2 separate regions of the Homo sapiens genome follow, and region 1 is linked to region 2. A link is an interaction called in ENCODE POLR2A ChIA-PET data of the cell type or tissue named here. Cell type or tissue: GM12878. All regions are shown on one strand. Links, peaks and the distances in the headings refer to the core of each region. The heading gives the core; the rest is flanking DNA.

Evidence for each region. ChIA-PET counts read pairs that join two places held together with the same protein. Peaks named below come from ENCODE experiments on the same cell type or tissue, not always from the same donor. Only the 100,000 strongest peaks of a DNase experiment are listed, where the experiment ranks them.
Region 1: POLR2A ChIA-PET joins it to region 2 with 7 read pairs; 3 of 35 experiments call an interaction of 5 or more read pairs at or near these places.

What each region holds. Positions count from the first base shown.
Region 1 is chr12:96,164,906-96,179,822 of GRCh38, forward strand. LINC02452 (long intergenic non-protein coding RNA 2452) reads right to left here and starts at 7,575. Exons shown (of 3, transcript XR_945239.3): 1 at 6,922-7,575; 2 at 402-526. RefSeq lists a silencer at 1,386-1,680. In GM12878, for the core only: no CTCF peak of the experiment used is centred there; a DNase peak (open chromatin) is centred at 12,351.
Region 2 is chr12:96,406,662-96,415,992 of GRCh38, forward strand. No RefSeq gene overlaps it. Among named protein-coding and RNA genes, the nearest start is that of CDK17, 11 kb to the left of the region's middle. RefSeq lists an enhancer at 1,033-1,082. In GM12878, for the core only: no CTCF peak of the experiment used is centred there; no DNase peak of the experiment used is centred there.

The sequences.
Region 1 (14,917 bases), core at 9,809-14,808, 240 kb before region 2:
ATTCATTTTGGGGTGAGCGGAAATGTCCCCAATTTCTGGTGGTAGCGGATACATCTGAAAAATGGAATCGAATCAATTTTGCTCCCGAGAGGGACAGGTGGAGGACTCCTATTTCCTGCCAATTCAGTTGGAAACAATGAGGAGAGAGGAAAAAAAATGGAGCCCTCCCTTCTCTTTCTGGCCTTAGACATGAACTCCTGATAAGATCCTGGAAAACAGGCAGCGTTTTTAACAGCCGGTTGCCCTCTTCAGCTGAGAAAACAGCACGAGCCAAAACTAGGAACCGGGGCCACCTCTATTGTGAATGTGGCCAGGCTGACTTATTGTCGCCAAACAGCAAATCATGAAATGACTGAGATAAGGAATATAATCACATTTTCACATGAACCTTACATTCTTACCTCTTCTATAGGAAAGGATATCCCTGCAGGAAGGAGGAAGGTGGGGCCTGCCCATGTTCTGCAGCAGGGCTGGGACTGCATTGTCCAGGCTTTTGTAGGGACACAGGAAGAGGGTACGGAAGTTTCTACAGGAAAACAGAGAAAAGTTCAAACATAAACAGCATCCAAAAAAATTTACCAACAGCAAACTAGATTTCCTCTTTGGGCCTCCCATGCTTCCATGCACCCCTGGACTGGCAGATTTTAATCTTGGATTCTGTTCACCTTGGTAACCTCCAGCGCGTGTGATTATGCTGTTTCCCTACTTATTAAGTTAAAAGGATGTGTTTTCTATGGCAATGGAGACAAAAACAATCTCTTTCCAGAGACTGTATCCTGGCCTGGCCGGAGACTGTTCTGTCTTTTCCATTTGTCATTTCTGGGGAGGGCATGAGCTTTCCTGAAGTTCCGTGTGTGATAGGGCGGCTCCCTTTCAGGAGCATTTGAACAAAAGCTGAAAGTGGCTACATCATTGCTTCCCACGAGGCAGGGGTTTGGTTCGGCTCCCTGGTTTCAGCCAGAGATGAGCTTTGAGAAACTCAACCATAAGGGACACAAGAAATGTATCCTCACTCCACCCCCAAGTAACTAGTGAGGGCTGGAGTTGTCCCTTTCCACCCCGCTTGCCGTCTGTCCTCCCACCCCCCAGGGCTCAGAAGAAGCTGCCACAGGAATCTCGGCTGCCCACCCTGAGGCCGCACAGCTCTGGTTTTAGGGTTATGAAAACCACGGCTCTAACAGGGAGAATTCCATCACTAAATCTGAAAGAAGAGGGCCTAGATGAAACCAGGGAGCAGCTTTGGGGACTCACGCCACCTTATGCCTCGGCCTTGTGTTTTAAACCAAGTCGTTCCTTTCTGCCTCTGGTTACATAGATAGGTGACAAAAAAAAAATTATAGAAAAATGTTATCAGATTCCCTGGTTTTGGGAAGAGGGGCGTGAGGGAAAAGGCCTTCTCAAGGGCAAACTTTGAAATGTAAGAAGTTTCTCTCCACTCTTCTTCCTGACTGAAAGGCTTCACATTGGCTAGGGATCACAGAAGTCACTTCCACACTCGCTGTAATGGGGACTGCCAGGCACTAAAAGGAGCATCCGTCACCTCTCAGATGGGGCCAATCACACATTTCAGGAGCAAACAGTTACAGTTAGTAGACAGATTTCCTAGACACTTGCCCTTATGGGAAATTAAAGTACCCCCTACCCCCCTCAAAATAGCTCATAAGTCTAAGGATCTTCCCCAGCCCATCAGAGGATGGAGTTCTGAGTGGACTGTGCTAGATTTTTAGGGGATATCTTTTTCTGAATTGCTTTTTCCAGAACGAATGACTTCCATTATGTTCAGCCAGGGACCAATTTTTCACTTAAGTATGTAAAGCAAAATATGACTTTTTCCCTGGATATGTTACAACAGAAAGCTTTCCTGACAGCTGCCAGGCAGGTGATTAAAGCGTATTATATAAAAGCCCAGGTACAAGTAAGAGGGTGACCTTGAGTTCTCAAACCAGTGTAAAATGCTATTTAAGATGGATTCAGAGAGCTCTGCTGTGTGTAAGGAATGCCTGCATTTTCAGAAAACAGCAGATGAAGACTCATTCATGCAACACACACGTATTGAACAGCTGTTGCCCTCCAGCCCTACATTCATTCATTCATTCATTCATTAATGCATTCATTCATTCATGTGTTCATTCATTTATAGAAGGTGCCAGGCACTGAGTTACATTTGAAGAACAATCAGGGGTGATTTTCAACACATGTAACAGGAAGGCTTTCACCCTAACTCACCAGTTTTGTTTTTCAGGGTTTCAGGAGGACTTTGGAGATATTGCTGGGCCTGTGCTGGAGGCCCTTTGCTCCTGTGTCAGGTGTTAACCCTTGAGTCACTTGGTGCATTTTGATATTTTAGTAACCACTACAGCTTGCCAGCTGGCTCAGTCCTGAATACAGTAATATACAAGTCCTTGATCTCTGGAAGCCAGCATTTTAGAGTCTGCTACATTTCCAGAAAAATAAGCCTGAGTCCCAAGCTGACCTGAGCCCAAAGTCCTGCATGGGCTTCAGGAGGTTCTCAACTCCCATGAAAAGGAGGCAGCAAGGGCCCTTCTAATCCAAGGCTGAGCATCAGATGGAGCTTGAGCGAGCCAGGGAGTCCTGCTAAGGATGATGAACCAGGAGAGGGACTCCCCTGGCTCTCCAAGCTCTGTTTCTCACAGGACCCAGTAGGGCTGTGGCCTCCACCTGTGGAATCAGGCCTGCCACACTCCAAGACCAGCAGGCCTCTGAGCAGGGGGTCTCTAAAATAGCCCAGCAGATGACTCAGTTCCAAGCTTCCACTTTGATGGTAGGGCTTCTCACCTGTTGCTTTTCTTACAGCCAGCTCTCTTCATACATTTAGGTTACCTGCCTGGCCCCTATGGACATGTGATTCCTCAGCTACCCTCTTCCTAAACACAGGTTTCATTTAGAGTCAAAGTTAGAAGCATATTAACCTAGGCCTGAGCCTGTCTTAACTTATTTTACCCGTAATGAGGGTGAACAGTCATCATTATTGCTCTGATAAAACATGTACAGGAAGTCTAGAAGTATGCAAGGGGCTCACCTCTCTGGTGAATTGTCAGCAAGTATCAGGTTAAAGGAAAACAGTGAGAAGAGAAAGCAATAATGGGCAAATTTAAAGTAACTATTGGAGAAAGCTTATAACAATTGGGAAGAAAATCTTGGATTCCAACAGCCCCAAATCATGTAAGACCTACAATTTCTACATGAGTACCAAACAATCAAGTTATTAGGTTATTAAATGAAATTCACTATGATTACAAATAGTTTCCTGTAAAAGTCCAATATTGTATAAAATATTACTATAAACCAACATTATTGTCTTTAAAACTCATTTACTGGAAACTTTGCATTCAGATACCGGCCATCACCATCTAACTGGTCCCCTTGGAAGACCTGCTCCTTTTCCCATGACACCCCTACAGAAAACATTTTAGAACTCCTTGTCCCAAATCCTTGTGTGGGCTAATCCTCAAAGCCAATTTATAAGTCACTTAGAAAAAGACTCTTATATTGTTTTATATTCATATATTTTGTTTGTTTCTTTGTTTTTTGAGATGGAGTCTCGTTCTGTCGCCCAGGCTGGAGTGCAATGACACCATCTCGCCTCACTGCAACCTACACCTCCAGGTTCAAGTGATTCTCCTGCCTCAGCCTCCCCAGTAGCTGGGATTACAGGCATGTGACACCACACCTGGCTGATTTTTGTATTTTAGTAGAGACGGGGTTTCCCTATGTTGACCAGGCTAGTCTTGAACTCCTGATCTCGGGTGATCTGCCCACCTTGGCCTTTCAAGTGTTGGAATTACAGGCGTGGGCCACCACGCCTGGCCATGTATCTTATTTTTGATCCAAAATAGTAACATCTACTTTTTTCACCATTATCTAGATATTATTTCTGTTCCAAAATGAAGTCTATCAAATAATGAACATTTATTCATACTGAAATTGAAAGAGGCTGGGTGCAGTGGATTACGCCTGTGATCCTAGCACTTTGGGAGAATTGCTTGAGGCCAGGAGTTTGAGACCAGCCTGGGCAACAAAGAGAGACCCTGTCTCTACAAAAAATAAAATAATTAGCCTGGTGTCATGGCATGTGCCTGCAGCCCCAGATGCTCAGTACTACCTGGGTTAGTCACAAAGTATATGGTGTTGAGCAAAAGAGATGTACAGCTAGAATTTGTGCAAAGAATCAGACAAATTACTTCATGGGAAGTTTTTTTTTAAACATTAAGCAAAGATGGTCTTTGTTTCCTGACAACCATGTAGCCCCTGCCTAGTAGATGAGTCGATATAGAATGGGTGGATGCCAGGCAGAAGAAAGAGGTCATTGCTCAGCTTTGAGGGTCACACTCAATTTTTAAATCCATAAGACAGGCTGGGTATGGTGGCTCACACCTGCAGTAATCCCAGAGTTTTGGGAGGCCAAGGCAGGAGGATAGCTTGAGGCCAGGGGTTCGAGACCAACCTGGGCAAAAAAGCGAGACCCCCCCCCCCCATCTCTATAATTGATATATCCATGAGACAATAATCTTAAAAGGCAGGTTTGGTCGGGGAGTGGATGAAGAAAAAGTGGTAGGTGGCAGGGAGGGCAGTGGTTTGCCTTTACCTGCAAGAGGCAAACCTACCGCACAGCTTCACACTGCCTACACTATAGTGTGAGTCAACGGAGACCATGCCACAGAGTCATTCCCACCAGCCAGGAAGGGTGGGAGAAAAGGGAGGAGGACGAAGTGGGAGTAAGAAGAGTGTCTTTGCATTCAGGCCCCTTTGCCATGAGCAAACGTTAGAGCAGGGATGTTGAATGGCCCAGGTGGTGGAGAGGAAGCTGGCTCAGAGAAGGCAGAGCTTTGCTTTCTGCTTGGAACTCAGAGGAAATTGTCTAGCATGGCATCCATGAACTGTGAGGGCAGCCACAGCAGGGGCGAAATGGTGGTGTTGGGCGTGTTTTCAGGGAAAGGAGCCTGTGATTGCTCCCCGTTTCCTCTTGACCTGTGTGTAGCCTGTAGGGAACATCGAAGTTCCCCAAGACATACTCCCAAGACAGCTGAGAATGCAGGCTCGTGAGCTGGCGGGCAGGGGATGATGCCACGGCAAGCCCAGATGTGGCCAAGGGCTGGAGGGCAGAGCTGCCCCCACACAGCCCAGGTGTAGATGCAATGGTGGCTCCCATGAGGGGGTCTTATCCCATGATAGCCCCCCTGGGCCCTGCCCAACACCCTGAGGGCCTCTGACCCACCCCTCCCTGCAGCCGGACCCTGTATTGAGGAGGATGGGCAGGGAAAGCATGCTTTAGAGAAAAGGAAGCAATCCTGATAGGAAGTTTCAACTTAGAATTAACTGATTATTTGGGCGAAACAGATTGTTTTAAGCCGGAAGAGGCAGTTACTTTTCATTGGTAAGTGTAAATTTCTTTTCCCCTCCACTATCAGCAGGAGTGGGAACAGATGAGACCAGTTATAAAAATAAATGTAAACGACATTTTTCAAACAAAAAAACCTGAGCCGTAGTGTGTATATGTCCACACCCTGCTGGTAAGTATGTGATTATAATTAACCATGAGTCCTGTGAAGAGAAAGTCTCTAGTGCTTTGAATGCATTTAATCAGGGCACATAACATAGACTGGCAGGCGGCCCTCGGGGACAGTCACTAGAAGGAAGTGATATTAGAGCAGAGACTGGCTGGAGGGTTAGATAGGCAGGAGAACACGACAAGGGCTGCAGGAGGAAAGAGGCTGGTCCGGGGGGAGAAGGGAGAAGGTTTGCTGAGCTAGAGGGCCAGGAAGGGCCTGCGAAGAGTTGCAGGAGACGAGGGGCGAATGCCAAGTGCCCTTTTAGCTCTTCTTAAGTTTCTAGTTCACTCAACTCAGTATAATCTATTTAAAATGCTCCTCTATTTTTCCAGGGGAAAACAACAACAACTATAACAAACAGTGTGCTTTAGCATTCAGAGATCTTCCGAGAATAAGTAAAGACAGAGGCAACAAGCTTCGAGCCAGGGAGTGGGCCGTGCAGCTCAGGCAGCTGCTGAGAGCTTAGACCGCTGCTGCTGCTGCCCACACTTGCCAGATTCTACAGCCCTCTTGGCCTTCAGACAATCCCATGCCCTGCCAATCTCTCCAACCCTCTGGAGGGCTGGCTCAGAAGCAGGGCTGTCCCAGTCTGGGTGTGGGGGCTCACGCCTGTAATCCTAGCATTTTGGGAGGCCAAGACAGGTGGATCACTTTAGGTCAGGAGTTTGAGACCAGCCTAGCCAACCTGTTGAAACCCCGTCTCTACTAAAAATACAAAAATTAGCTGGGCGCGGAGGTGGGCACTTGTAATCCCAGCTACTTGGGAGGCTGAGGCAGGAGAATCACTTGAACCCGGGAGGCAGAGGTTGCAGTGAGCCAAGATTGTGCCACTGTGCTCCAGTCTGGGCAACAGAGTCAGACTCCATCTCAAAAAAAAAAAAAAAAGAAGCAGGGCTGTCCCTCCTATGGGGCTGAACCAGAACACAAGAGACCATGGAGATAGAGACAAGAGGACCAAGGGCTCCTGGCTAAACCTGGTGTCCCTCTTTCTCGGCATCTGGATTTCTCACGGGCACCAGGGATGCGGTGGCATCACTGAGAATTTTCCTGGCCAGACTAATGGGTCGGAATGGTAGTAAGAGCAGACAGAATCAAGCCTCATGTGGATATAGAACAGCCAACCTGCTCTAAGCCACCGGTACACTGGCCTAGGCTACTATAACACTCTTTTAACTGGTCTTTCTGCTCCCACTCAGTCCACTCTACATTCTTTTTAAAGAGCTATTTTTACAAAATAAATCAGATCATGTCTCTCCTCTGCACAAAACCCTTTAATGGCTCCCCATTTTGCTTTTAATAAAAATTAAAAGTGCTTACATGCCTCCAAGCCCCCACGATTGGTTCTGCTTACCTCCCCTGTGTCAGCTTGTCCCACTTGCTCGTTCCATGCCGTGCACATGATGCTCCTTTGGTGTCTCCAATGTTCCTGTTTTTTTCCTGGAATCTCCTCTGGACCTTCTAGAGCCCAGTTCCTTCTTTTTTTTTTGAGACAGGGTCTCACTTTGTCACCCAGACTGGAGTGTGGTGGTACAATCACAGCTCACTGCAGCCTCAACCTCCTGGGCTCAAGCGATCCTACCACGTCGGCCTTTCAGAGTGCTAGGATTATAGGCATGAGCCACCACACCTGGCCTAGAGCCAGGTTCCTTCTGCCACTCAAGTCTCAGTCCAAACTCCTTCAGGGAGGCTGATCCTGAACAATGTTATCTAAAGTGGCACCTTCCCATTCTCATTCTGTCTTACCACCCTGTTGATGCCTTTCATAGCTTGTATCAATCTAGTATTTTCTTGCTTATTTATTTGCTTATTTATTGTCCATGTCCATTACTAGAATTTGAATTCCTTCAGGGCAGGGACTTTGCCTTGAGCAATTCCTGGCACAAAGGAGGAATTCAATTAGTACTTGTTAGATAAGTACATGAACGAATGAATGAATGTCCTCTTACCAAGGAGAAGCCAAGGTAATGGAATGAGTCTGGACTACAAACACTTCCATTATGTGATTGGCACTGGGGGTGTTGGTGGAAAAAAGACAAATAAAATGTGGGGGCGGAGATGGGAAGTTGGGTTGCCCATAAAATTCGCCCACAATCTCATGACCGAGACAAGAGCAGTTGACTAACCCTAATAGAAACTCTAGAAGAAGTGTTATGGTCGGAACAAAATGTGCTACTTTTGACTGCGGAGTTGAAAATAGTTCACAGATCCAAATGTAGTTCAACAATGCAATGAACAGTAAACTTGGGCATTTACTGTTGTGCAAAACATGGAGCATTTCAAGATGAACAAGACTTGATCCCTGCCCTCAGGGAGCAGACAGTCGCAGGGAGCACACGAAGAGCCAGCCACAGAAAAAACTAATTTGTCTTTAAGGTGATTAAGTATGGAAGTAGCCAGGGGGAAATACACAGAGGGGTTCAGAGGAGGAAGGGATGGGCTCCACCTGAAGAGGGTGGGCAGACTTCAAAAGGTGAACAGGATTTTAGCAGGCTGAAAGGGCTAGGGTAAATGATGGCAGAACTAAAAATACCAGCAAGGAGGTTTGAATGTCCAGTGCGTGGTTCTGCACAGGTTGATGACAGCATCCTATAGGGAACTGGAAATACGGACTAGGAAACAAGTTTGGAAATCCTCAGCAGGTGTTGAAGCCATGGAGCTTGGGAGAGCTCCCAGGAAAAGCATATTAAACCAAGCATGCCTGAAGCAGGAGAACTGGCTGAGATCACCAACAGATGGAAAGGAAAGAAGACAGAGCTATGAGGACAAGCCCTTGGTGAATGCCAGGATTTAAAGGGCACATGGAGGAAAAGGAATCGTCAAAGGAGTGGTCAGAGAAATAGGAACCAGAATTTGGAGAGTTTCAACTCCCAGAATCCAAGAGACGCCTTCTCTGAGGGCTTCTCCACCTCCCTATTCATAACCCCCATCCTATTGGCTGCCACTTATTCAATGTCCATTTCACTAGACAAGAAATAAGGTCCACGAGCATAAGAAATGTTTCTGACTTGTTTATTGCTGTATCTCCTATACCTAAACCAGGTCTTGTCACTTAGTAGAATAGACATATGGACAATTGAATGAATATGTATTCTCAAATTATAAGGAGAGTTGAAAAAAACTAAAAGTTGTGAAACCTTGGATTTGGCAATTTGACATAAACATGATGTTTGACAGACCAATTTTAGGAATGGTGAAAGCCATAAAACTTATGTCACAAGGTTATTTGAATTAAATGAGCTAATATATATAAATGCCTAGCCTAGTGTCTGGATGTAGTTTGAACTCAATAGATGTTAGATAATTAATATTACTCCCTCTAGCCTTCACTTTCAGAAGCTGTTCTGGTGAACTAATTTGATTTGGTTTTTTGTTTGTTTGTTTTGTTTTGTTTTTGAGACAGGGTCTCACTCAGTCTCCCAGGCTGGAGTGAAATGGCGTGATCTTGGCTCATTGCAACCTCTGCCTTCTAGGCTCAAGCGATTCTCCTGCTTCAGCTTCCTGAGTAGCTGGGACTAGAGGCGTGTACCACCACACCTGGCTAATTTTTTGTATTTTTTTGTAGAGATGGAATTTCGTCATGTTGCCCAGGCTGATCTCGAATTTCTGAGCTCAAGTAATCCACCCACCTCGGCCTCCCAAAGTGCTGGGATTACAAGCATGAGCCACTGCACCCAGCCTGGTGAACTAATTCTTTACAGTGGTATTGTATCTAACAGATTTTGTCACTACCCTTCCAAGATATACTAGAGATGTATTGCCTTAAAAATGACAACTACAAAGCACTGCTTTAATTGATATATAATAGATGTACATAGTTTTGGGGTACATGTGATAATTGAATACATTCATATAATTTGTAGAAACCAAATCAGCATACTTGAGCTACCCATCACCTTAAATATTTGTCTATTTTTTATGTTACGACCATTCAAATTCTGTTCTAGCTATTTTGATCTCGAACTCCTGGCTTCTGGTGATCCATCCGCCTCGGCCTCCCAAAGTGCTGGGATTACAGGTGTGAACCACTGCACCCAGCCCTTTTCTAGCTATTTTGAAATACACAATAGATTACTGGAAACTATAGTCACCCTACTGATCTATTAATATCTAATACTAGGTCTTATGTATTCTGTCAAACCATATATTTGTACCCATTAATCAACTTCTCTTCATCTCCCCTCACCCAACCCTTCCTGGCCTCCAGTAACCACCAATCTACTCTCTATCTTCATAAGATTTGCTTTTTTAGCTCCCACACTAAAAAGTATGGGCATGTGACATTTGTGTTTCTGTGCTTGGTTTATTTCACTTAACACAGTGACCTCCGGTTCCATCTGAATTGCTGCAAGCGACAGGGTTTCATCCTTTTTATGGCAGAATAATATTCCATCGTGTATATGTATTACATTTTCTTTATGCATTCATCTGCTGGTGAGCACTTAGGTTGATTCCCTATTTTGGCAATTGTGAATAGTGCTGCAATACATACAGGAGTGCATATATCTCTTCAATATATTGATTTCCTTTCTTTTAGATATATACCCAGTAGTAGAAATGCTGGATCATATGATAGTTCTATTTTTAGTTTTTTGAGTAATCTCCATACTGTTCTCGATAGTAACTGTATTAATTTACATTCCCACCAGCAGTGTATGAGAGGTCCTCTTTCTCCACATCCCCACCAACATCTGTTATTTCCTGGTTCTTTGATAAAAGCCATTTTTAAATTTTTTTTTTAAATTTTTTGTAGAGATGTGGTCTTACCATGTTGCTCAAGCTGATCTTGAACTCCTGGGCTCAAGTGATCCTCCCACCTCAGCCTCCCGAGTAGCTGGGACTACAGGCATGTGCCACCATGCCTGGCTAATTTTTTACTTTTTTTTTTTTTAGAGACAGAGTCTCACCATGTTGCCCAGGCTGGTCTCCAACTCCTGAACTCAAGGGATCCTCCTGCCGTGACCTTTCAAAGTGCTGGAGATCACAGGCATGAGCCACCAGACTGGCCAAAAAAAGCCATTTTAACTGGGGTGACATGGTATCTCGTCGTTTTGATTTGTATTTCTCTGATGATTAGTGACATTGAACATTTCTTCTTATACAAAGCACTATTTTATGAAATACCTTTTAAAAATCCAGCAAAAGGAGATTTGTCTGTCCAATCTAGCTATGGCCTGGGAGCCTAATAGACTCCCAAGGGACCAGAAGATGAAATGGAATCTCCTTTCCTGTTAGGGAGATTCATAGAACTAAGGCAGCTGTGGCCAGCCTTGGAAATAGGGCTTTGGTATTCTGTTCCTAAAGCCATATCAGTCTAAAGAATGGCTCTGACAAGTGGAGTGGCTCAAAAGACTGGCTCTGTCACTAGGTTTGGGTAAAGAAGAAAGAGGCTGCAGGTAGAAAATGTCCTTGAAGGTGTGAAAACATTGGACTGACAAGCAGGAGGCATAGGTTCCCATTCTGGATGTGCCACTAACTCTATGAACTTGACCAAGGCACTTAACTTATTTGTGTATCAGACTCCTCATTTCAAGAATGATAGGCCTGGACAGGCGTGGTGGCTCACACCTGTAATCCTAGCACTTTAGGAGGCCAAGGCAGATGAATTATTTGAGCCTGGGAGTTCAAGAACAGCCTGGCCAGCATGGCAAAACCCTGTCTCCACAAAAAATACAAAAATTAGCCAGGCATGGTGGTGTGCACCTGTAGTCCCGGATACTTGTGGGCACATGAGATGGGGGGATTGCTTGAGCCTAGAAGGTCAAGGCTGCAGTGAGCTGTGTTCATGCCACTGCACACTGGCCTAGGAGACAGAGTAAGACCTTGTCTCAAAAAAAAAGAATGAGAGGACTGCATGAGCATCAAGGTCTTGGCAGTAGGTTGACTATAAAGAGGGCCACAACTTCTCCCATCGCTGCATGTTTGCTCCCTTTGCGGCATACTTTTGCTTTTTCTCCTATTAAGAAGTAGAATCTATTTCCTGTCTCCTTGAATCTGGGCTAGCCCTGTAACTTGCTTTGACCTACAGATTGTAGTAGAAGTAACATTATGTTTGAGTCTGAGCATTAAGAGATCTTGCAGCTTCCACTGTCATTCCTGCAATGATGCTGTACCCATGTGAACAAGCCTAAACTAGCTTCCTTAAGGATGAAAGATAATGTGGAAAGAGAGGCTCAGCCAACAGCCAGCACCAACCACCAGACATGTGAGTGAGGCCATCTCAGATCATCCAACCCCAGTTGAGTTGCCAGATGACCATAGTCACATGTGTGATTCCTGTAAGACCAGCAGAAGAACCGCTTAGCTGAACTCAACCAAATCACAGACCCATAGAGTTGTGAGCAAATAATATGGTTTCTGCTTTAACCCATTAAGTGGTGATTTGTTACATAGGAATAGGTAACTGATACAGCCCCTTTTATATCTGGTACTCTAGAAACTGATTTTATTACTTTTAAGGTATCAGGCTATATGATCTTTTAGTTGGATAGTAGGGTTTGCTGCAGATAACTGGAACAAAGGTTAAGTGACTGTTTCATTTCCTCCCCTCCTACCTCCAGCTTTGACTTTGAAGGCCTTCTCCTTGCAGTGCTGTTATGTGTGGACTTACTAGAGCTAGAGCTCTGCTGCCTTCCCACCCTGTCAGGACTTGGCTTGGAGTACACTGAGAAAACAAGAAGTGGCTTGCGTGACTCAGTGGTCCTTCCTACTGAGTCATTGAGTTTTCAGTTTCCACTCTCTGCTGGTTCCAGGGGATGTTCATTTGTTCATTTAGTCAGTATCTCTGAGCAGCTGTGGTGAGCATGAGGAAGGGTGTGGTGAGGGGAAGGTCTGGCTTGGAGTGAATGGGTGTCAAGGATCTGAGTAGTAGTTTTGCTCAGAGAGGGGCAAACCCACTGCTCCCTTCTAAGCTTTCCTGTAGCATCTCACACACACACTTCTGGGCTTCCTCAGAGGCGGCTCATTCTTAAGGCACAGAATTTCAGAGCTGAGGGAACTTTTAAGGCCAAGTTAGTCCAATCATTTTTTTAAAAATATGTATGAAAAAACTAAGTTCTGAGAAGTTAAAGAACAGAGGTAGCTTGTGGTAAAATTAGGCCCAGAATTCAGACCTATTAGCTCCAAATTTGGAGCTCTTTTTTTTTTCTTTTCTTTTTTTTTTAGATGGAGTCTCGCACTGCACACCTAGGCTGGAGTGCAGTGGCATGATCTCAGCTCACTGCAACCTCCACCTCCCAGGTTCAAGTGATTCCACTGCCTCAGCCTCCCAAGTAGCTGGGACTACAGGCACATGCTGCCACTCCCAGCTAATTTTCGCATTTTTAGTAGAGACAGGGTCTCAGCATGTTGGCCAGGCTGGTCTTGAACTCCTGGCCTCAGGTGATCTGCCCACCTTGGCCTACCAAAGTGTTGGAATTACAGGCGTGAGCCACTGCACCTGGCCTGGAGTTCTTTCTATTGCATTAAAAGACTCCATCAGGCCAGTCATGGGGCTTACACCTGTTATCTCAGCACTTTGGGAGTCTGAGGCAGGAGGATCGCTTGAGTCCAAAGTTTGAGACCAACCTGGGCAACATAGTAAAACCTCCTCTCTATAAAAAAAAAAATAAAAAAAATTAGCCAGAAATGGTGGCACAGCTGCTTGGGAGGCTGAGGTGAGAGGCTCGCTTGAGCCTGGGAGGTCATGGCTGCAGTGAGCCATGTTTGTGCCACTGCACTCCAGCCTGGGCAACTGAGTGAGACCCTGTCTCAAAAGGAAAAACAAAAACAAAAACAAAAACAAAACTCCCTCCAGGGCCCACACCGTCCTTCCTCCTACTAGTCCTTCCCAGCTTTGTATTTCAGGCATGCAACTAGTTTCCTCTTCTGGTTCAAAGTACAGATATAACCTGAGGAATCTTTCCTTAGATAAATTCCAACCACCAAATGATAGTAGGAATAATAACAACAATATACATTCAAAAAATATTTATCGGCCGGACATGATGGCTCATGCCTGTAATCCTAGCACTTTGAGGCCTAGGCGGGTGGATCACCTGAGGTCAAGAGTTCGAGACCAGCCTGGCCAACATGGTGAAACCCCATCTCTACTAAAAATATGAAAAGTTAGTGGGGCATAGTGGCGTGTGCCTGTAATCCCAGCTACTCGGGAGGCTGAGACAGGGGAATCACTGGAACCCAGGAGGCAGAGGCTGCAGTGAGATGAGATTGTGCCACTGCACTCCAGCCTGGGTGACAAAGCGAGACTCCGTCTCAAAAAAAAAAAAAAAAAAAGAAAAAAAAATTATCAAGCCCCTATTATTTGCCAGGCTCTACCTTAGCTTTTGGCAGAAGAGGAGAGACAAGGAATGAACCTGTGGAGAATATATCTTCTTGAGGAAGGTGGGGCAGACAACACACAAGGAAACAAGATAACCAGAGGTTGCTGTTATAATAAGTAAACAGGAGGATGGGATAGAGATGACTGGGCTGAGGAATGTATGATGAGGAAAGGCCTCTGGAGAAATGACATTTGAGCCGAGCCCCTACTGGCGAGGAACCAATCACTTTTCAAGAAAGGAAGAGCTGGCCGGCCGCGGCAGCTCACGCCTGTAATCTCAGCACTTTGTGAGGCTGAGGCGGGTGGATTACCTGAGGTCAGGAGTTTGAGACCAGCCTGGCCAACCTAGTGAAACCACGTCTCTATTAAAAATACAAAAATTAGTTGGGTGCGGTGGCGGGCACCTGTAATCCCAGCTACTTGGAAGGCTGAGGCAGGAGAATGGCATGAACCCAGGAGGCGGAGGTTGCAGTGAGCCGAGATGGTGCCATTGCACTACAGCCTGGGTGACAGAGCGAGACTCCGTCTCAAAAAAAAAAAAAAAAGAAAAGGAAAAAAAAAGAAAGGAAGAGCTCAAAGGCCCTGGACAAGAACAAACTTATCTTCAACAGGGGAGGCATGTGCTCTCCCTACTATGTATTTGAATGGGCGCATGGAGGGTTCTAAGTGATATGACAGCTTTACATTCTTGAAAATATCAATCAGCTGCTTGGATAGAAAATGGATGTTGAGGGTTGAGAGTGAAATTGAGAAGGTGGTTTATTGAATACCAACTACATGTGGGGTATTTTGTATGATTCAGCTCTACTCCTCTCAACACTCCAAAGTGGATCTTTTATGCCCGTTGTTTTATGAACAAGGAAGTGGAAACTAGAAGGGATCAAGGAACTCGCCCAAGACCAAAGAGCCGAGTCTGAACCTAAGACCATCTGACCCTTCCCCATGTAGCTCACAGCCTCCCTAAGATGATCATCCCACCCCTGTGCTAATACATTTTCTGTTTATCATCATTTTTTTTTAGATGGAATCT
Region 2 (9,331 bases), core at 4,332-9,331:
CTGGGATCACAGGTGTGAGCCACTGTGCCCGGCACCTTTTCATCCTTTTAATGGGAGAAGGGAGGGATGGTTTGTCATCTTTGAAATCTGGCCCAGTGATATGCTTTTAGGTAAGCTGATAGGACTGATTTGTAGTCTTCTAGTATTAGTAGTTCAGAAGTGCAAATTTCAGTAAACTAACTTTGCCTTGCCCTAGCCTACATGACTCCCAGGACCATCCTAGAATTGATATGATCTGTGAAGAAGACTAGAGCAAATATTTGGAATATAGATATTGGAAAAATGGAAAAATAAAAAACGAGGAAGAGGGGAAAGAAGACAAAAAAGGTAAGAAGCAGGGAAAAGGGAGAATTAAGTCTTATACAAGTTTTATTTCAGCAATAAGAAAGCTGCAGATGTTGTTAGTGTTAAGCTTCATGTAATAGAAAGAAAGAGTAGAAAAGCATAAATTAAGCAGGTCAGGGTTCTAGCCCTGAAGGAACATTGCATAGTAATAGGGCTTTGCAATCAGTTGGATTGGATGGGAGTCCTAATTTTGTCACCATGAGATTTTGCTAAATTACTTAACTAAAAGTTTCTCCATATGTAAAATTGGGTTAACAGTTTACTTGCCAGGTTGTAAGGATTAAATAAGATAATGAATGTAATGCATTGTATCTCAAGTTTTTCTGTTGTAAGTGACATGAATAACAACTCAAACAATACAGAAAGGGGATTTTGTTGTTGTGTGATTGAAAAGACTAGGGGCCGGGTGTGGTGGCTCACGCCTGTAATTCCCAGCACCTTGGGAAGCCGAGGTGGGTGGATTACCTGAGGTCAGGAGTTCGAGACCAGCCTGACCAATATGGTGAAACCCCTTCTCTACTAAAAATACAAACATTAGCTGGGCATGGTGGCATGCGCCAGTAGTCCCAGCTACTCAGGAGGCTGAGACAGGAGAATTGCTTGAACCTGGGAGGTGGAGGTTGCAGTGAGCTGAGATCACGCCACTGTACTCCAGCACAGGTGACAGAGCAAGACTCTGTCTCAAGAAAAAAAAAAAAAGACTAGGGATGGCGCAGACTTTAAGGTCATCTTAGCCAACAGCTGTCCCGATGTCATCAGAACCTGGTTCCTCTCCTTTCAGTTCTGCTTTTGGTGGCCTTGGCTCTCCACCCATTAGGTCAAAAGATGTCTGTAATATTTATAGCTCTAAGCTTCTAGGTTCAAGTCCCAAAGGAAAAAGGGAGTAACATCTTTAGTAGCACAAATATTAGCTTTATTTAGCTCAGCTTAAATCACTGACTGTCACTGTGGCCAAGGCAGATGAGTGATTGGCTAGGGCCTGGACATATGCTTAACCCCAAAGACAGGGTGGAGTCTGCCTCAGCTGAATCACATGTGCTGAGAGTATGGGAAGGGCGGTCCTCCCAAAACAAGAAACAGGTGCTTTTACCATAACTAGGGTGGTGGATGCGGGGCACCCACTTAATTAAAATGCAGGAAGCCAGGGATGAGTGGGCTTTATCACTAGCCAGATTCAGGAAGATTGTCTTTCATCTGGGCTTCTGTCTATGTGCCAACCTCATTCTTTATAAGTTCACTGACAGCTCTGAGATCACACCTTCACAGTTCCTAATCCAAGGGGAAGGAGGTCCATTTAGAAAATTCCAAGGAAAGACTCTGATTGGCCTGCATCATACTAATCAGAAGGGTCCCACCAGACTACATGGAATGGGGAAGACGCAGTTGTCCAAAGGAGTGGAGGGTGCTTCTAGCAGAAGTAACAGGTGTGGGGTGGAATGCACGACGGTCAGAAACCACTGGTGTCCACTATACATGGGTAAATGCCAAGGGCATAATCAGAAATTGAAAATCAGAGAGGGCCGGGCGTAGTGGCTCATGCCTGTAATCCCAGCACTTTGGGAGGCTGAGATGGGCAGATCATTTGAGGTCAGGAGTTCGAAACCAGCCTGGCCAACATGGTGAAACCCTGTCTCTACTAAAAATACAAAAATTAGCCTGGCATGGTGGTGGGCGCCTGTAATCCCAGCTTTTTGGGAGGCTGAGGCAGGAGAATTGCTTGAACCCGGGAGACAGAGGTTGCAGTGAGCTGAGATCACACCACTGCACTCCACCATGGGAGGCAAAGCGAGACTCCGTCTCAAAAAAAAAAAAGAGAAAAAAAGAAAATTAGAGAAAGTATAAATTTTGACAAGTATAGGAGGGCAAAACAAAAAAAGGGACAAGTGAAGGGATAAACAAGTTGATACTGTAGGATACTACTCAGCAATAAAAAGGAATGAATTACTGATACATCCAACAACATGGATGAATCCCAAAATAATTACGCTGAGCGAAAGAAGTCAGACCAAATAAAGAGCACACACTGTATGGTTACATTGTTATAAAACTATAGAAAATGCAAAATATAGTGACAAAAAGCAGATCAGTGGTTGCCTGTGTCTGAAGAAGGGAAGGATTACCAAGGCGCATGACACTTGTGGAGGATGACAAATGTGTTCTCTTTTTTAAATCATTGTGGTGATGGCTTTATGGGTGTACACTTATCAAACTGGACACTTTAAAGATGTGCAGTTTATTGCATGTTAATCTTTCGGTTAAAAACAGAAAGAGAATGGGATCCAAAACACTGTGCTGTTTAATGGCCATTTGAAACCACTGTATTATCTGACCTGTCTGTACAAGCCTGAATTTTTCAAAACACACTGTTAAAAATGTGGGCTTTCTGTAAGTATATCTATATAGAAGTCACATCGCTTAACCCATAGTTGGTTTCTAGCCTCAGGGTCAAAGAAGAGGTTAATATAAGCTATAAGTATACTTTAAAAATACTTCTTTTTTCTTTTTTTTGAGATGGAGTCTTGCTCTGTCGCCAGGCTGGAGTATAGTGGCATGATCTTGGCTCACCACAACCTCCATCTCCGGGGTTCAAGTGATTCTCCTGCTTCAGCCTCCCAATTAGCTGGGATTACAGGCACGTGCCACCACACCCAGCTAATTTTTGTATTTTTAGTAGAGAGGGGGTTTCACCATGTTGGCCAGGATGGTCTCGATCTCTTGACCTCGTGATCTGCCTGCCTTGGCCTCCCAAAGTCTGGAATTATAGGCGTGAGCCACTGCGCGCCCAGCCAAAATATTTTTTTTGACATTTTATCTCTGTAGTGCAAGAGTGTAGCAGTGGGCAACAGTGAGTGAGGCGTGCCTGAAACCTACTTAACTCTATGTAAAATATTGACCTGGTAAATCCAGGATATCCTGTTAAAGCAGACTGTAATATGCAATAAATGTCAGTTCCCTTCTCCCTCTACTTCCTCAATGTGGAAATAATCTGAAAAGTTTGAGATATTGTTCCATCTCATGTGTGTATTTAATGTAAATTTGCCTCTTTTTATATTCCTAGTCTGAACTGTAGATCATCTGTGCAATTAAAGGTGCTTTCCTTCTAGGCAGGGAGAAAATTGCCATTAGGTAGGATATCTTATTTCTTTGGGCACCCTGATACTCAAAGTCATTAGATAAATCACAATTAAAATTGTTTTCTTGAGCTCATAACAATTACTCATCCTTAAATTCTAGTTTGATTGGAAGGCATCAGAAGTGCTGATGCCTTCTGCAAATGCAAAGACATTTCCAAAGACCACTTGTGTTGTTTACAAGATCATTTTCTTATAGTGTTAAGAAAAAACACTTAGTAATGTAATCTGTTTAAAAAGATTTTTGAAGAATCGTGGTGTGTAATGAAAAAATAAAAAATAAGATAAAATAAAATAAAAAGTTATTTTACATGTTGGGATCATTCACATCATTTTAAATGAACCCACTGATAAGGTAGTCAGTGCCTGTCTGTGCATCATGCTTTATTCCTTTACTACTTTCTATCAACTGCTAGGCATGATGGAATAAAATATTTCAGGCCTTTTTTATTTCACATAAATGTTCTAAAAAATTTTAGCATGATGCAGCAGAATATAGAATTCAAAGTGGGACAGGTGTTGTGGTTCATGCCTGTAATCCTAGCACTTTGGGAGGCCAAGGTGGTAGGATCGCTTGAGGCCAGAAGTTCCAGACTACCCTGGGTAACATGCCAAGACCTGGTCTCTAAAAAAGAAAAAAAATTAGCCTGATGCAGTGGCTTGCACCCGTAGTCCCAGCTACTCAGGACATTGAGGCGGGAGGATCACTTGAGCTCAGGAGTTCAAGATTACCATGAGCTATGATTGTGTCACTGCACTCCAGCCTGGACAGCAGAGTGAGATTCTGTCTCTAAAAAAAAAAAAAAAAAATAGTGAAAGGAACCTGAGCCTGGGTTTAGATCTGGGCTCCACCATTAATTGTAAGATATTGAGAAAGATAGTTAATCTTCCTGAGCTTCAGTTCCTTCATATGTAAAATGTTTGTATCTCATAGGGCCTTTCATGAGGATTCAACATGACACCAAATATAAAAGTGCCCACCAATAATTGGCACTTTACAGGCAATGAGTAAACGTTAGTGTTCTTCCTTCCACTCCCGCACACCATGACTGCAAAAGTCATGGAAAAAAATACTTTGAAGAAAATGCATCTAGGAAGGCAGAGTTTATAATGCTCAAAAGAAGTCATCTGTCTTCTATGGAGATGCACTACAATATTTAGCAAAAAGTAAAGCAGAAAAAGAAACATTTTTTGCTTGAAGATTTGCAGCCCCATTTAGGCCAAAAAAAAAAATCTATGTTTATTTCTTAGTGTATTATTCATCATAAGTATTACCTAACATTCGGAATATGAAGGGTCAGTAATAGCTACTGTGAACAAAATACATGTCGTTTGTGATCTGAAAAGATTCTCCTGTAAGGGGACCAAAGCACCTGAACCACAGATTCTTATTTACCTGCTTTCTATAACCTGTATTTACAAGTACAGCTATAAATCTAAATTTATTTTATCGGAGGAACTCAAACAATTTTAGGATTGGAAACTAGAAGTTATCTAACTGTCATATATACTTTTTTTGAGACAGAGTCTTGCTCTGTTGCCCAGGCTGGAGTGCGGTGGTGAATCTCAGCTCACTGCAACCTCCGCCTCCTGTGTTCAAGCTATTCTCCTGCCTCAGCCTCCCAAGTAGCTGAGACCATAGGTGTGCGCCACCAAGCCCAGTTAATTTTTGTATTTTTAGTACAGACAGGGTTTCACCATATTGGCGAGGCCGGTCTCGAACTCCTGACCTCAAGTGATCCACCCCCGGCTTGGCCTCCCCAAGTGCTGGGATTACAGGCATGAGCCACCGCACCCGGCCTCATATATACTTTTCAACTACCATTTCCTTCAAGAATTCCTTCAAACAATTTATATTTCATGTCTACAATGAACCAGGCACTGTAAATAATGGAAACATGACACAGGCAATGTCCCAGTCCTCAAAGGGCTTAGTGTCTATCGGGGTGAAGAAGGTCTGGCCATAACTTAAAAAGAGCTAATAGCCTAAGATAAAAGTTTGAATATGCTGCTCAGTAGAAGAGGGGGACTTCTAGCTGGGAGAAGTGGTAGGAGTAGGAAACCAAAGCAGGTTACATTGCTTAAGAGACAAGTTGATGAGCACTTACTGGTGCCTAATTAGGAATCTAGCATTGAGTGCTATAGAGAATGCAGCAGTACCTTAAGTGGCAATCCTTGGCCTCAATGAATGCATAATATGTAGTTTGACCAAATATCTTAGCACAAAGCAGAATTTGGAAGGAAGTCAACCTATTTCTATTCGTTCTATAGCTTCTGACATATTTACTTCAAATGTTAATTGTTTATTAACAGTAAAACTACATGCAAGGTTTTTTATTTGCTTACCTGAGAAACACTGCCTTTCTTTTTGTATCTGATTCCTGCCTTTTGCTGTTTTGCAAACTGAATATCTCAGCTTTTTCCTGCAGGTCACATACTTCCAAATCAGATTGAGACAAGTCTGTATGGTTCACACAAGTGACACCAAGCTAGCAAAATACAACAGGCTCAAACTATGCTGGAATTGAGCCTGAGGGGGACTGATCAGTTTTATTCAAAACAGAGAATGAACTGGAATGAGAAGAAGCTTTAAGTAGACTTTGAAAAGATGATAGAGGAAGAATGGAAGAAAAAGTCATTAGGTTTTTAAGAACTTTCCACTTTTCCCATATAATATAAAATATTAATTTATCTCTTCCCCTTTTATCTTTTTTTGGTAAACACTTTTAAAATCATACATTAGCAACATCATAAAAAAATTTAGAAATGAAAGAAAATTGCCCATAACTTTACAACTCCAACACAGTAACTTGTATCATTTTGGAGTATTTCTTTTTAGCCTTTATTTCATATTCATATATGCTTTAATAGTATACAGGTAGATTTGTATTATGTTCTTCATTTGTCATTATCGTAAATACTTGTTCCTGTTGCTATAGAGTCTGCATGATTATTCTATTTGTTGGCTGCCTAATACTCTGTGACCTGTGTTTTGTGAACCTTCCCTAACTCCCTGCAAAGTCTTTCCCAAAACGTGCCTAGGAGTCATTGGAGTGAAGGGGTGCCACTCTTGTTTGGGGTCCTGCCCAGTCAGCTACCATATAGATCATTTAATTCCCCTTCTCCATTGCTGGGTACCACAATGTTTTCATGCAAGCGGAGTCTGCACATGCTGCTTTGAATGAAGGGTTTTAATTTTTTTCTTTGGTGTTTGCACACATTGGATTTATTTCAGATTACTCCATTTATGTGAATAAACAAAAACGAGGGAAGAAAATTTTTTCTAAGATTTTTTTTCTATATGAAGGAAGTCAATTTCTAATGCATTAAGATGCAGTGTTTACCAAAATTGGGGATGGGGGGGTGTTTATGTGCATTTTTGTGAGAAATCAGATACAGGGATGGCTGCCTCTGCCACCATTTCCCTGGATACTATTAACTTCCCAGATGGGATGTCCATTTTAGTTTATTCTCCCAAACCACCCACCTTGATTTCACCCACTGCTGCTACAAACTAAAGGATTCCTGCTTACAGTGGGGAAATTGGACTGGGAACTAACAAAGGCCGTTGGGATTCCCAGCAGTAGGTACCTGTTTTTCCTAGACTACCTTTAAATTATACTCATTCATGAAAAGAAAGTTTTTGTCCACATGCTGGGCTTAATATGAATTTTTAAAAAATATTTGCTCCTGGGTTCCAACTCTGACTCTGTCACTTATAACCGTGTATTCCTACTTAGCAAGTCACTTAACTTCTTTGATCTCCATTTTCTCATCTGCAGATTGGGATAATACTTTCTGCTTTGCAAAGTGATTGTAAGGAGGCCAGAGGCAATGCTTATATAGTTCTCAGCATCACAGCACCATATTGATATTGATAGCTAATGTTGTTATTTATTGTTCATATACTAACAGCAGATGTAATTCAAATAGCCTACCCCATCTTCGAAATGGCAGACAGGAAATACCAAGAGTCAAAATCTCAACTCTCTTTTGTTGTTTTGATCGGCAATTAAAAAGAAATTCTTGGCTGGGCACGGTGGCTCACACCTATAATCCCAGCACTTTGGGAGGCTGAGGCGGGCAGATCACCTGAGGTCAGGAGTTCGAAACCAGCCTGGCCAACATAGTGAAACCCCATCTCTACAAAAACTGCAAAAAAAATTAGCCAGGCATGGTGGTGCATGCCTGTAATCCCAGCTATTCGGGAGGCTGAGGCAGGAGAATCCCTTGAACCCGGGAGGTGGAGGTTGCAGTGAACCGAGATTTCACCATTGCACTCCAGCCTGGGTGACAAAAGTGAGACTCTATCTCAAAAAAAAAAAAAAAGAAAGAAAGAAAAAAAGAAATTCTTGAACTCAAAAAAAAAAAAAAAATTCAGGCTATGAAAAGATATTTTATTGAATTAAATGTGAAAATGTATGACTTTTTTATACTTGAAAATTAAAAAAGCTTTAAATTAGCTTCCTGTACCTTTTTCTCTTTAAAGCAATGGGTTTATTTCAACATATAGCCCCAAGAACTCACCAAACTGTAGTATAAAGTATTATATCCAGAGTTCAGACAATGGCAAAGTGACACACCAGGAAAAGCCAGAGTTTGGGTTTTGAGAATAGAGACACACCCAGGTAAAGGCTGGTGTTGGTTATTTCAGATGCTTAAATCTGCTATTGGATTTGTAACTGGGACATCTGTCATTAAAGAAGAAAAACAAGCAGGAACAAGATGCGGTAGGTGGCAGATGGATTTTCCAAGCAGCTGGCAGTTAGCACAGGTTTGGACAGGTTGGAAGTCAAGGTTGAGAAAATCTGATAGTCACACATTTGGAACAAAAGACTTCACTTTCACATAATTTTGTTGTTTGTTTTATTGGTTGTTTTTTTGTTTTGTTTTGGTTTGGTTTGGTTTGATTTGTTCTGGTTCCAAATAACTTTCTTATGTCACTATGGGATGCCCCATTGAGGAAATGTAATGGCTACATATATAGTAGTTCATATAGTACATGTCTCTTACGCCTTAGACATAAGATAACTGGATTCAAATTCCAGTCCTAACACTTACTAGCTGTGTCACCTTAGGCAAATGTTTGATGTTCCAGGGGCTTCACTTATTCACTATAAAATAAAGTCGCCATTTATTTATTGAGACAGGGTCTCCATCTGTCTCCCAGGCTGGAGTGCAATGGCATGATAATAGTTCACTGCAGCCTCTGCCTCCCAGGCTCGAGGTATCCTCTTAACCTCTCAGGTAGCTGGTACAACAGGTGCATGCCATCAAGCCCAGCTAATTTTTGTATTTTTTGTAGAGATGGGGTCTCACTGTTTTGCCCAGGCTGGTCTCAAACTCCTGGACTCAAGCAATCCTCCAGCCTTGGCATCCCAAAGTGCTGGGATTATAGGTGTGAGTCATTGTGCCCAGCCTAAAGTGGGTGTTTAAACGAGCAATTCTTAACCCTGTTTATTGGTGGGAGAGGGTCATTCACCTCTTTTGACCTGATCAAAGATAAGAATCACTTTCTCACAAAAATGCACATAAACATCCCGCCTAATTTTGGCACATATTTTATCTTATTGTATTAGAAATTGACTTCTTCACACAGAAAAAAAATCCTATAAAAAATTTTCTTCTCTCATTCTTGTTTATTCACGTAAATGGAGTAATCTAAAATAAATTCAGTGAGCAAATACAAAAGAAAAAAATTAAAATTCTTCCCCCAAAGCAAATTTCAACATAAAGGCTGCCATTACTTGACTTGAGAAGAAATTACAGCATAGTCTTACATGGTAATATGCTTGTCATTTGTGGTAAGTCTATCAATTTTGATAGCAACAAATGTAAGAAAGCCCAGATTAACA